Regions from separate parts of the Homo sapiens genome. Here region 2 is linked to region 1. A link is an interaction called in ENCODE POLR2A ChIA-PET data of the cell type or tissue named here. Cell type or tissue: HepG2. All regions are shown on one strand. Each heading gives the region's core, and the rest is flanking DNA. Links, peaks and the distances in the headings are about the cores only.

Region 1 (5,368 bases), core at 270-5,269:
ATAAATAAATAAAATAAAATAATTTTAAAAATCCAGCATCAAGTCAAGGGTCACATGATCCATTTAGTTGTCACATCTCTTTAATCTTCTTTATTCCAGAACAATCTCTCAATCATTTTGGTCTTTCATGGCCTTGGCATTTTTGAAACATTCAGGCCAGCTGTCTTGTATGGAATCTGTTCTCCACATAGCAACCAGAGGAATTCTTGTAAAACCAAGTCAGATCACGTCACTCCTCTGCTCAAAATCCTCAGCAGGTGCCCGACTCGCCAGAGCAGGAGCCAAAGTCCTTCCCAAGTCCTGCATGTGTTCACACCACACTCTCCTCCTGGCCTCCACTCCTCCTCCTTCCCTCCTGCTCACTTACAGGCCTCCCTGCTGCTCCTGAGCACATCAGGCAAGCTCCTGTCTTAGGATTCTGTTCTCTAGGAGAATGCTCTTTCCAGGAAATCTGCTTAGTTCAATCTCTCACCTCCTTTAAGGTTTCACTCACATGCCACCTTCTCAATGAGGCCCAGCCTGTTTCGTTTTTTTTTTTTCACAGGGTCTCACTCTGGCCCAGGCTGGAGTGCAGTGGTGCCATCTCAGCTCTTTGCAGCCTCTGCCTCCTGGGCTTAAGTGATACTCCCACCTCAGCCTCCCAAGTAGTTGGGATTACAGATGTGCACCACCACATGTGGCTAATTTTTGTATTTTTAGTAGAGACAGGGTTTTGCCGTGTTGCCCAGGCTGGTCTCGAACTCCTGACCTCAAGTGATTTGCCTGCCTCCGCCTCCCAAACTACTGGAGTTACAGGCGTGAGCCACCACACCCAGACAATTAGTGCCTTTATAGGAAGAGGAAGACAGAGGGAGGGAGGGAAAGAGACTAGGGGGTGGGGGGCAGATCACCTGAGGTCAGGTGTTCGAGACCAGCCTGGCCAACATGGCCAAATTCTGTCTCTACTAAAAATACAAAAATTAGCCGGGTGTGGTGACACGTGCCTGTAATCCCAGCATTTTGGGAGGCTGAGGCAGGTGGATTGCTTGAGTCCAGGACTTCATGACCAGCCTGACCAACATGGTGAAACCCTATCTCTACTAAAAATACAAAAATTAGGCAGGCATAGTGGCACATACCTGTAATCCTGGCTACTTGGGAGGCTGAGGCAGTGAGCCAAGACCATGCCACTGCACTCTAGCCTGGGCAACAGAGCGAGACTCTGTCTCAAAAATAAATAAATACATAAAAAGAGAGAGAGAGAGGGCTCAATCTTGCTGTCACCACAGCAGCATGGGGGGAAAGTCTTGTAAGAACACAGAGAGAAGGGCAAGTCAGGAGGAGAGGCTTCTTGAATTTTCTGGCACCTCGATCTTGGATGTCCTGTCTCTAGAACTGTAAGTTTTAGTTGTTTAAGCTTCTCATCCTAAGGTGCCTTGTTATGGCAGCCTGAGCTGCGACATTCACTGTTACTCATTATCAGTGGCTGCTGGGAGCCCATCCAAGCTGGCTCCTGTGGCCTTTGAGTTTTCCTCATTATTCTTTCAACTTCCCTTGCTTTCTGGCACAAAATAGCTCTGGCTCATCTTGTACTCTCTATGACCCAGCCCTGGAATCAGGCCCTTGACCAAAGAGCCTTGGTTCCTTTTTGTGAAACATGGTGTTTCAAAGCCAAGCCCTGGCTGCTGGGTGAGCTCATTGCTGTTGGCATATCACTGCGCCCAGGCTGGTGGACACGCACATTTATAACTATATTTATTTCTAGATCTACCCGTATATTTTGAAATCCATGAGTTCACACTGATTCTTACAATTCTAATTCAGCGCCACAGGGTCCACTCTGGTTCTCTCCCTTTCCATATTTGTAATTCTCTCCATCAATAGTGAGAAAGCGGCCAGGCACGGTGGCTCACACCTGTAATCTCAGCACTTTGGGAGGCTGAGGCAGGCGGATCATGGGGTCAGGAGATCGAGACCATCCTGGCTAACACAGTGAAAACCTGTCTCTACTAAAAATGCAAAAAATTAGCCGGCATGGTGGCACATGCCTGTAGTCCCAGTTACTCAGGAGGCTGAGGCAGGAGAATTGCTTCAACCCAGGAGGCAGAGGTTGCAGTGAGCCAAGATGGAGGCATTGCACTCCAGCTTGGGTGACAAAGCAAGACTCCATCTAAAAAAAAAAAAAAGTGAGAAAGCTGCCTTCCACTGTCCTTAATCTACCTACTTTTTTTTTTTTTTTTTTTGAGATGGAGTCTCACTCTTGTTGCCCAGGCTGGAGTGCAGTGGTGTGCTCTCAGCTCACTGCAACCTCCACCTCCTGGGCTCAAGGGATTCTCCTGCCTCAGCCTCCAAGTAGCTGGGATTACAAGTGTGCACCACCACGCCCAGCTAATTTTTTTTTTTTTTTTTTTTTGAGACAGAGTCTTGCTCTGTCACCCAGGCTGGAGTGCAGTGGCAGGATTTCGGCTCACTGCAAGCTCTGCTTCCTTGGTTCACGCCATTCTCCTGCCTCAGCCTCCTGAGTAGCTGGGACTACAGGCGCCTGCCACCACGCCAGGCTAATTTTTTTTTGTATTTTTAGTAGAGATGGGGTTTCACCATGTTGGCCAGGCTGCTTTCGAACTCCTGACCTCAAGTGATCCACTTGCCTCGGCTTCCCAGAGTGCTGGGATTATAGACTGTGAGCCACCGCACCTGACCTACTTACTTGTTTGATCAACCCCCTCTGTGTACCCAGTGTTCCACTGCCACTCCCTTCCACACACAGAACCCTCTTCACTCCATCCTTGACCTAATGCCCCCTGCCAGGATGCCCCAAATCATGTGCATGGCCTATTCGCTCTACTCAAGCTCTGATGCCTCACACAAACCTTCACCAATTTGGATGCCTCCTTACTCTGGTGAGGTCCCAATGGCCCACGCCAGGCTGCCCCTCCTTGGGCTTGGTCTCTGACACTTCAAAACAACCCAACCCCATGTGTGGATTCTGTCCTCTCTCCACACAGGTTCTGACCTCTCACCCCAGGCCTTGCCCTGTGTGGACACTCTTCAGCCTGCTTAGATTCCAGTGCCTCACACCAGGTCACCCCTCCACACAGATGCTTGTCTTGCTCTGTCCCACTTAATGGTTTTAGAACTGGTTTAGGGAAGGGGGTGAACATGAGGAAGAGGGACCAGGCTCTACTCTTTTTTCTTTTTTGAGATGGAGTCTCGCTCTGTTGCCCAGGCTGGAGTGCAATGGCACAATCTCAGCCCACCACAACTGCCACCTCCCAGGATCAAGCGATTCTCCTGCTTCAGCCTCCGGAGGAGCTGGGATTACAGGCGCCCACCACCGCGCCCAGCTAATGTTTGTATTTTTAGTAGAGACGGGGTTTCACCATGTTGGTCAGGCTGGTCTCGAACTCCTGACCTCAGGTGATCCAACCTCCCCTCTGCCTCCCAGAGTGCTGGGATTACAGGTGTGAGCCACTGCGCCAGGCCTCTACTCTTATTTTTTTTTTTTTGAGACAGAGTATTGCTCTGTCCCCCAGGCTGAAGTGCAGTAGTATGATCTTGGCTCACTGCAACCTCTGCCTCCCAGGTTCAAGAGATTCTCCTGCTTCATCCTCCCGAGTAGCTGGGACTACAGGTGTGTGCCACCATGCTGACTAATTTTTGTATTTTTTTTTTTCTAGAGACAGGGTTTTGCCATGTTGTACAGGCTGGTCTTGAACTCCTGGGTTCAAGTGACCCACCCACCTCGGCCTCCCAAAGTGCTGGAATTACAAGCAGGAACCACTGCACACAACCAGGCTCTACTCTTTATTGTTACAAAGAACTTATCACATTATATGAGCCTGCTAGGACTGTCATTAGGCAGGTGAGGCCTTTGGGAGGCAATTAGGTCATGAGGGTGGAGCCCTTATATATGGGATTAGTGCCCTTATTAAGGGACTGTGCCTGGCATGGTTGTTCTCGCCTGTAATCCCAGCACTTTGGGAGGCCAAGACAGGTGGATCTTTTGAGGTCAGGAGTTAGAGACCAGCCTGGCCAACTTGGAGAAACCCTGTCTCTACTAAAAATAGAAAAATTAGCCAGGCATGTTGATGCGTGTCTGTAATCCCAGCTACTCAGGAGGCTGAGGCAGGAGAACTGCTTGAACCCGGGAGGCGGAGGTTGCAGTGAGCTGAGATCTCACCACTGCACTCCAGCCTGGGCGACAGAGTGAGACCCTGTCTCAAAAAGAAAAAAAAAAAAGGAATGCAGAGAACTTCCTTGTCCCTTCCACCATGCAAGAACACAGCAAGAAAACTCAATCTGTGAGCAAGAATGTGCGCCCTCACCAGACACCCAATCTGCAGGTGCCTTGATCTTGGACTTCCCAGCCTCCAGAACTGTGACATATCAATTCCTGTTGTTTACAAGCCACCCAGTCTGTTTCGTTACAACAGCCCAAACGGACTAAGCCTTCAACATGGGAATCTGGGGGGACACGATTCGTCTATAGCAGCTTCCCACCAGGCTTTCCAAACTGTGTGTTTCCTGTTTATCATATACCCTCCCACCCACTGCACGTCAGCTTCTCACTGCAGGGATCGTGTCTCTGTGGCATCCCAAGTTCCTGGAGGGGCTGCTGGAGGCCCTTGTACATATGTGCAGAGGAAACGCTTGCGTCTGAGGAAGCTCCTGTGGGGCGCCTCACTCCCACTCTCCCCACTCCTCAGACCTTGGGCATGGAAAGTCGGAATCCCTGGGACCAGGTACAAACAGTTTATTTTTCTATAAAGAGCAAAGTACAAAGAGGCAGGGAGGGGAGCTGGGCCCAGGGGAGCAGCCCTGGGCAGGCCCCAAGGCCTTGGCTATGGTGAGGACGACCTGGCAGCTGCCCCAGGAGTAAATGGGCCTCTGGCGTGCAGTGGAGAAAGAGCAGGAGTGGCGAGGAGGAAGCCCACGCCTGCTGCCAGGAGTCATACAAAGCCAGGCTTCATGGATGAGCGGCGGCAGTTGGGACAGCTCCGGGTCCCGTTGTTCTGCAGGCACCTGGGGAGGCAAAGGGCCCTGTCCACTCCCCTGAGGCCTGTCCTTCCCTCCGGGCCCTCTCTTCCTTCCTTGCCTGCCCTCTGCAGGGGCTGGGATGCATCCTGGTGGCTGTTCAGCAGCAGTGGAAGGGAAGGGAACGGTCCCCCCAGGCTCCCACTGCACCCGGCTTGCCCCTCTCCTCCTCTGCCCCAGGGACCTCCAGGGCAGAGCAGGGGCTGGGAGTTGAGAGGATGGGATGGAACCAGACCCACGGCAGGTCTGGCCCTGGACGTCCGACCTAATGACCTTTGAGGGGCCTCTCTGACTCCTCTTTGGGGATTATGAAAAGAATGGCCACAGATCTCAGCTCACTGCAGCCTCTGCCTCC
Region 2 (5,368 bases), core at 114-5,113, 140 kb before region 1:
AGATGCTGGTCTTGACCATTTTATGTTCTCTGTCACCTCAACTGGAGGCATTTTTCCAGATCACTGGTGGGTAGGGCAGGTAGGGGTGAGTTGGTTTCTTGAGGAGCAATGAGGAGGGATGCTAACTGCCTGCATGAATTGGCCTTTGTTCAGTCCAGTGAATCAAGCAAAGATTGGTGTTCTTCCTTCTGAAACTCTGGCTGCTTGAGGTGTTCATCTGTCTCATCTGGAATCTGAAAAATTGCCCTTCCCCAGCTCATTTGGTAGAGAGAGTGTGTGGCATGGTGGGAGTTTAAATGGATCCTAAGTTACATGATCTTGATCAAGTGCTCCAGCCTCTTTAGGACCAGTTCCTCATGCAAAAATGAAGGAGCTTTGTTAAGGGCACTTCCAGCTCTAACATTCTGCAGGGTTTTTACTGCCACATTGGGATTGGAATTAGAAATTTGGAATCTGTTCATGAGTTTGGGTGGAGGGGTTAGATCTCTTGTTTTCTGCCCCTTCTCCCCATGAAGATATCTTTGTATCTCTTGGTTGGTAATCCAGTGCCTGAGACTGAATCGACTTGGGTGGGTGGGTTTCCATTTCGTCTGTCTGACCAGCCTCTGACTTTCTGTCTTTCTCTCCTGCTTGCATTGCATCTGGGGTAGAATTGTGGAACAAGCACCAGGAAGTGAAAAAGCAAAAAGCTTTGGAAAAACAGAGTAAGGAACAAATGCCCTTTCCTGTTCCCAAGTCCTCCATACCTGCCAACTCCCCAGGCCCAGTTGGGGCAGGCTCCCTTTGTCAGCCCCACCCCAAATTTGCTCTTAGAGCGTGTTTGGAATGGCAGCAGGTAGGTAGCATGTGACTCCTAGGTGTGTGTAGGCCGCTTCTTTCCCCCTCCCCTCGTGTCAATCAGGCTATAACCAGGTGTCTACTGAATACAACTCCCCAGAACTTGGTTCTCTGTTGCTTCAGAGTTGGTGGGGAGAATGTTTGCCTATTTTAGTGCCCCCCATTGGCTGATATCTCCCACACCTGTTAGAAGGCCTGTGGGCACAGTTGGCAGAGATGGTTGCTGTCCCTCCATGTTGAGTCTGTAGCTGCCCCACTCTCTGGTGGCTTGCCTAGGCACGCTTTCTTGCTTTCTGTCATTCTGTCTTTCTGCCATACCATTGTGGGTGGGTGGGGGACAAGGGGGGTGGTTTTCATCTCAAACATAGAAGTTGTAGGATGGAGGTAGGCAGTGCCCACCAAAACAGCTGGTGTTTCTTATCTCATCGGGCCCAACCTTTTCTACCTCCTTTAGACACATTTGTTTGGGAAGCATTAAGGGACCTGGGGACCATTAAATGGTTTCAGGTACCAGTGAAGCTCAGACTCTTGAGTGCCATGGAATGTGGTTTAGACATTTGTTCGTGGAGCTTTTCTTTTTTTTTTTTTTTGAGATGGAGTCTTGCTCTGCTGCTCAGGCTGGAGTGCAGTGGTACGATCTTGCCTCACTGCAACCTCTGCCTCCAGGGCTCAAGCAATTGTCGTGCCTCAACCTCCCGAGTAGCTGAGATTACAGGTGTGCATCACCACGCCCGGCTAATTTTTGTATTTTTTGGTAGAGACAGGGTTTCATCATGTTGGCCAGGCTGGTCTCAAACTCCTGACTTCAGGTGATCTACCTGCCTCAGCCTCCCAAAGTGCTGGGATTACAGTCGTGAGCCACCATGCCCAGCCTTGTGGAGCTTCTCTGTTTTAAGATGATTTGCTCAGAATTTTCTCAGGTTGAGAAGATGGCTGGAGAACCCATTGAGACCAGGTCTGATTTGTCCTACTTGGTTCTTAAGGCATCTGGGGTCCTCTTTTTCCAGTGGGTCCTGAGTGGGGGGTAGTCCTTGGAAAGGTGACTAGGATGGGCTGAACGGGTCTGGGAACAGCCTGTGCTGCCGTCCCACCCCCTTTACCAGCCTGCCCCTAGCCTTTGTGCACGGAGTAACAGAAGTCTTCCCCTACTCAGGGCCTGAAGTAATCAAACCTGTCTTTGACCTTGGTGAGACAGAGGAGAAAAAGTCCCAGATCAGCGCAGACAGTGGTGTGAGCCTGACGTCTAGTTCCCAGGTTTGTGACAACCTTGTTGAAATTTGCAAGTATTAAATATGCTGTCTCAGAATACTTCTTTAAGTTAAAATAGAACAGTCAGACAGCCGGGCACAGTGGCTCATGCTTGTAATCCCAGCACTTTGGGAGGCCGAGGCGGGTGGGTCACCTGAGGTCGGGAGTTCGAGACCAGCCTGACCAACATGGTGAAACCCCGCCCCTATGAAAAATACAAAATTAGCCAGGCATGGTGGCGCATGCCTGTAATCCCAGCTACTCGGGAGGCTGAGGCAGGAGAAATGCTTTAACCGGTGGGCGGAGGTTGTGGTGAGCCGAGATTGTGCTGTTGCACTCCAGCCTGGGCAACAAAGGTGAAACTCCATCTCAAAAAAAAAAAAAAATAAAAATAAAAATAAAATAGCCAGGTGCGGTGGTTCATGCCTGTAATCACAGGACTTTGGGAGGCCGAGGCAGGTGGGTCACTTGAGGTCAGGAGTTGGAGTTGGAGACCAGCCTGGCCAACGTAGTGAAACCCCGTCTCTACTAAAAATACAAAAGTTAGCTGGGTGTGGTGGCGGGCACCTGTAATCCCAGCTACTTAGGAGGCTGAGGCAGGAGAATCACTGGAACCCGGGAGGCAGAGGTTGCAGCGAGCTGAGATTGCGCCACTGCACTCCAGCCTGTGCCGCAGAGTGAGACTCCGTCTCAAAAAAAAAAAAAAAAAAAAAAAATGAACAACCTCAAAACAATATAAATAACTAATGATAAGGGAATTATTAAATAAGTATAATAGATCCATGTAATGCAATATTAGTATCCATTAAAGATTGTGTTTTCAAAAATTTAGTGACATGGGAAACTGTTTAACAAAGCTACCTATAGTGTGACTCCAATTTTATTTTTAAAATGTATTGAGAAAAAACTGAAAGGAAATATACTAAAAACAGTGGTTAACGTGGGAGGTAGATTTACAGCTTGTTCTTATTTCCTTATTCTTTCATGTATTTTCTACAGTGAGCATGTACTTCTTTAACGCATTGTTTTTTGTTTTTTTGTTTTTTTTTTTGAGACAGGGTCTCATTCTGTCGCTGCAGCTGGAGAGCAGTGGTGTGCTCTCTGCTCACTGCAGCCTCAAACTCCTGGGCTCAAGTGATGCTCCCACCTCAGCGTCCTGAGCATCTGGGACCGCAGGCACCCACCACCATGCCTGGCTAAGTTTGTGTATTTTTTGTAGAGATGGGGTTTCGCCATGTTGCCCAGCCTGGTCTCCAACTCCTGGGCTGAAATGATCCTCCCACCTCAGCCTCCCAAAGTGCTAGGACTACAGGCGTGAGCCACTGTGCCCGGCCTATTTCTTTTTTTTATTACATAAGTTGTACATATTTTATATTCTGGAAACAAAAGTTGCTCGTGACTTCTCTAAGGATGATAACAGAAGGGTGGGGATGAGGAGAAAGAAAAAGGTACAGTATTTCTGTGGGAAACTGAGAGGAGATTGGACACCTCCCCTAATGTTCCTGTGTCTTGTTTCAGAGGACTGATCAAGACTCTGTCATCGGCGTGAGTCCAGCTGTTATGATCCGCAGCTCAAGTCAGGATTCTGAAGTTAGCACCGTGGTAGGGGAACACCACACTGGCATCTTGGTGGGTGGGGTGTGGATTTCCCCTTTGGAAAAGGGTGCTACTTTCTCTTTGGAGGCTGCTCTGAGTCTCAGGTCAGCATGGTTCTCATGGTGGAGATGTTTACCATCATAGGTGTGTGTATACGAGATTTCACCCAGAGCTTCTCATCTTATAAAGAAGGTACTTCCAGAGGCTATCTGACACACTTTTGAAATTTAATACTTTTTTATGGTGGCAGGGAGCTCTAACAGCTTGGTATTTCTGGGGCCCATCCCTGGGGACTGTCTCTTACTACCTTTTTTCCTTTCCAGGTGAGTAATAGCTCTGGAGAGACCCTTGGAGCTGACAGTGACTTGAGCAGCAATGCAGGTGATGGACCAGGTGGCGAGGGCAGTGTTCACCTGGCAAGCTCTCGGGGCACTTTGTCTGATAGTGAAATTGAGACCAACTCTGCCACAAGCACCATCTTTGTAAGCTTTGTTTATTAACAAAAGAAAACCATTTCTTTAATGGGGGAGGGAAGCAGGCAAGAAAAGAATGAAAGTTAAGAGACGCTAAAGAGGTAAAGGTTAAATAAGGAAGAGGTAATCTTCTTATATTTGGCTTTAAGGAAAACATTTCTTAAGGCTTTGTTCAGAGTCATTTGACTCACAATCTGGGGCTTTTAGAACCCTCTCCTGAATCATTGATGAGTTAGGCTCCGTGCCCAGTCACGTAAGGGCTTTGAATCCTATGTAGTATTAACCCCCAGGTTTAACACAGGCAAAGTAATACCTTTGTGGCAATGTCAGGACAATTACAGCTCTCGTTTAGTACCAGTCTGCCTATTTCTATGGACTATCCAGTTTTATTTTGGTCACTGCTCTATTTATAAATAAAATAGCATTTTATTTTAGTATATTCCTAACAGTTATTTGAAGTTTTCATTCATTAATAAACATCCATGAAGTGATTTACTAAGTGCCAGATTTTGTGCTAAAGAAACAGGGATGAAAAAGGCATGGTTTCTACTCAAGAAGTTTGTGATTCACTATATTGCTGTGAGTAGTCTCTTCTAATAGGTGAGGGGAACAATGCCTTAGGAAAAAAGAACTTCCCTAGATCACACAGTAAGCCCATGATCAGCTGGAAGGAGATGAATTCTTTTTAGTCCTTGCCGTAGACATCTGTTTTTTGTTGTTTTTTTTTTTTTTTTTTTTTACACAGGGTCTCACTCTGTTGCCCAGGCTGGAGTGTAGTGGCACAGTCACTGCTCAACTGCTCACTGCAGCTTTGACCTGTTAGGCTCAAGTGATCCTCCCACCTCAGCCTCCCAAGTAGCTGGGACTGCAGGCATACACCACCATGCCTGGCTAATTTTTTAGTTTTTTGTAGAGATGGGGTTTCCCTCTGTTGTCTAGGCCAGTCTCAAACTCCTGGGTTAAGTGAGCCTCCTGCCTTGGCCTCTTAAAGTGGCATGAGCCACTGTGCCCAGCCTCTGCTTTTTAATGTGTATGTGCCTCTATAGGCTGTGTTAAAACACTGATAGACTTGTTACTTTATTAAACAGAGATGAGAATGGATGTTCTCTACAAGAGCTTATACGCATAGGTCCTTATCTTTAAGGCCTATGGGGAGAAAGGAAGATAAAAGTTAAATGAAACCAACTATTTAAAACTGGTTATCATTCCCACCC

What was found. Peaks named below come from ENCODE experiments on the same cell type or tissue, not always from the same donor. Only the 100,000 strongest peaks of a DNase experiment are listed, where the experiment ranks them.
Region 2: POLR2A ChIA-PET joins it to region 1 with 6 read pairs; 5 of 35 experiments call an interaction of 5 or more read pairs at or near these places.

The regions. Positions count from the first base shown.
Region 1 is chr11:47,433,047-47,438,414 of GRCh38, forward strand. RAPSN (receptor associated protein of the synapse) reads right to left here. Exons shown (of 8, transcript NM_005055.5): 8 at 4,718-5,001. The coding sequence ends at 4,929. It overlaps LOC124902673 (a long non-coding RNA gene), which reads left to right and starts at 4,578. Exons shown (of 2, transcript XR_007062669.1): 1 at 4,578-4,721. In HepG2, for the core only: a CTCF peak has its summit at 5,104 (motif pointing left); DNase peaks (open chromatin) are centred at 2,745 and 4,895; H3K4me3 peaks cover 1,006 bases.
Region 2 is chr11:47,291,893-47,297,260 of GRCh38, forward strand. It overlaps MADD (MAP kinase activating death domain), which reads left to right. Exons shown (of 37, transcript NM_001376571.1): 21 at 651-704; 22 at 1,991-2,091; 23 at 3,604-3,687; 24 at 4,005-4,163. Among named protein-coding and RNA genes, the nearest start is that of MADD-AS1, 22 kb to the left of the region's middle. In HepG2, for the core only: no CTCF peak of the experiment used is centred there; no DNase peak of the experiment used is centred there.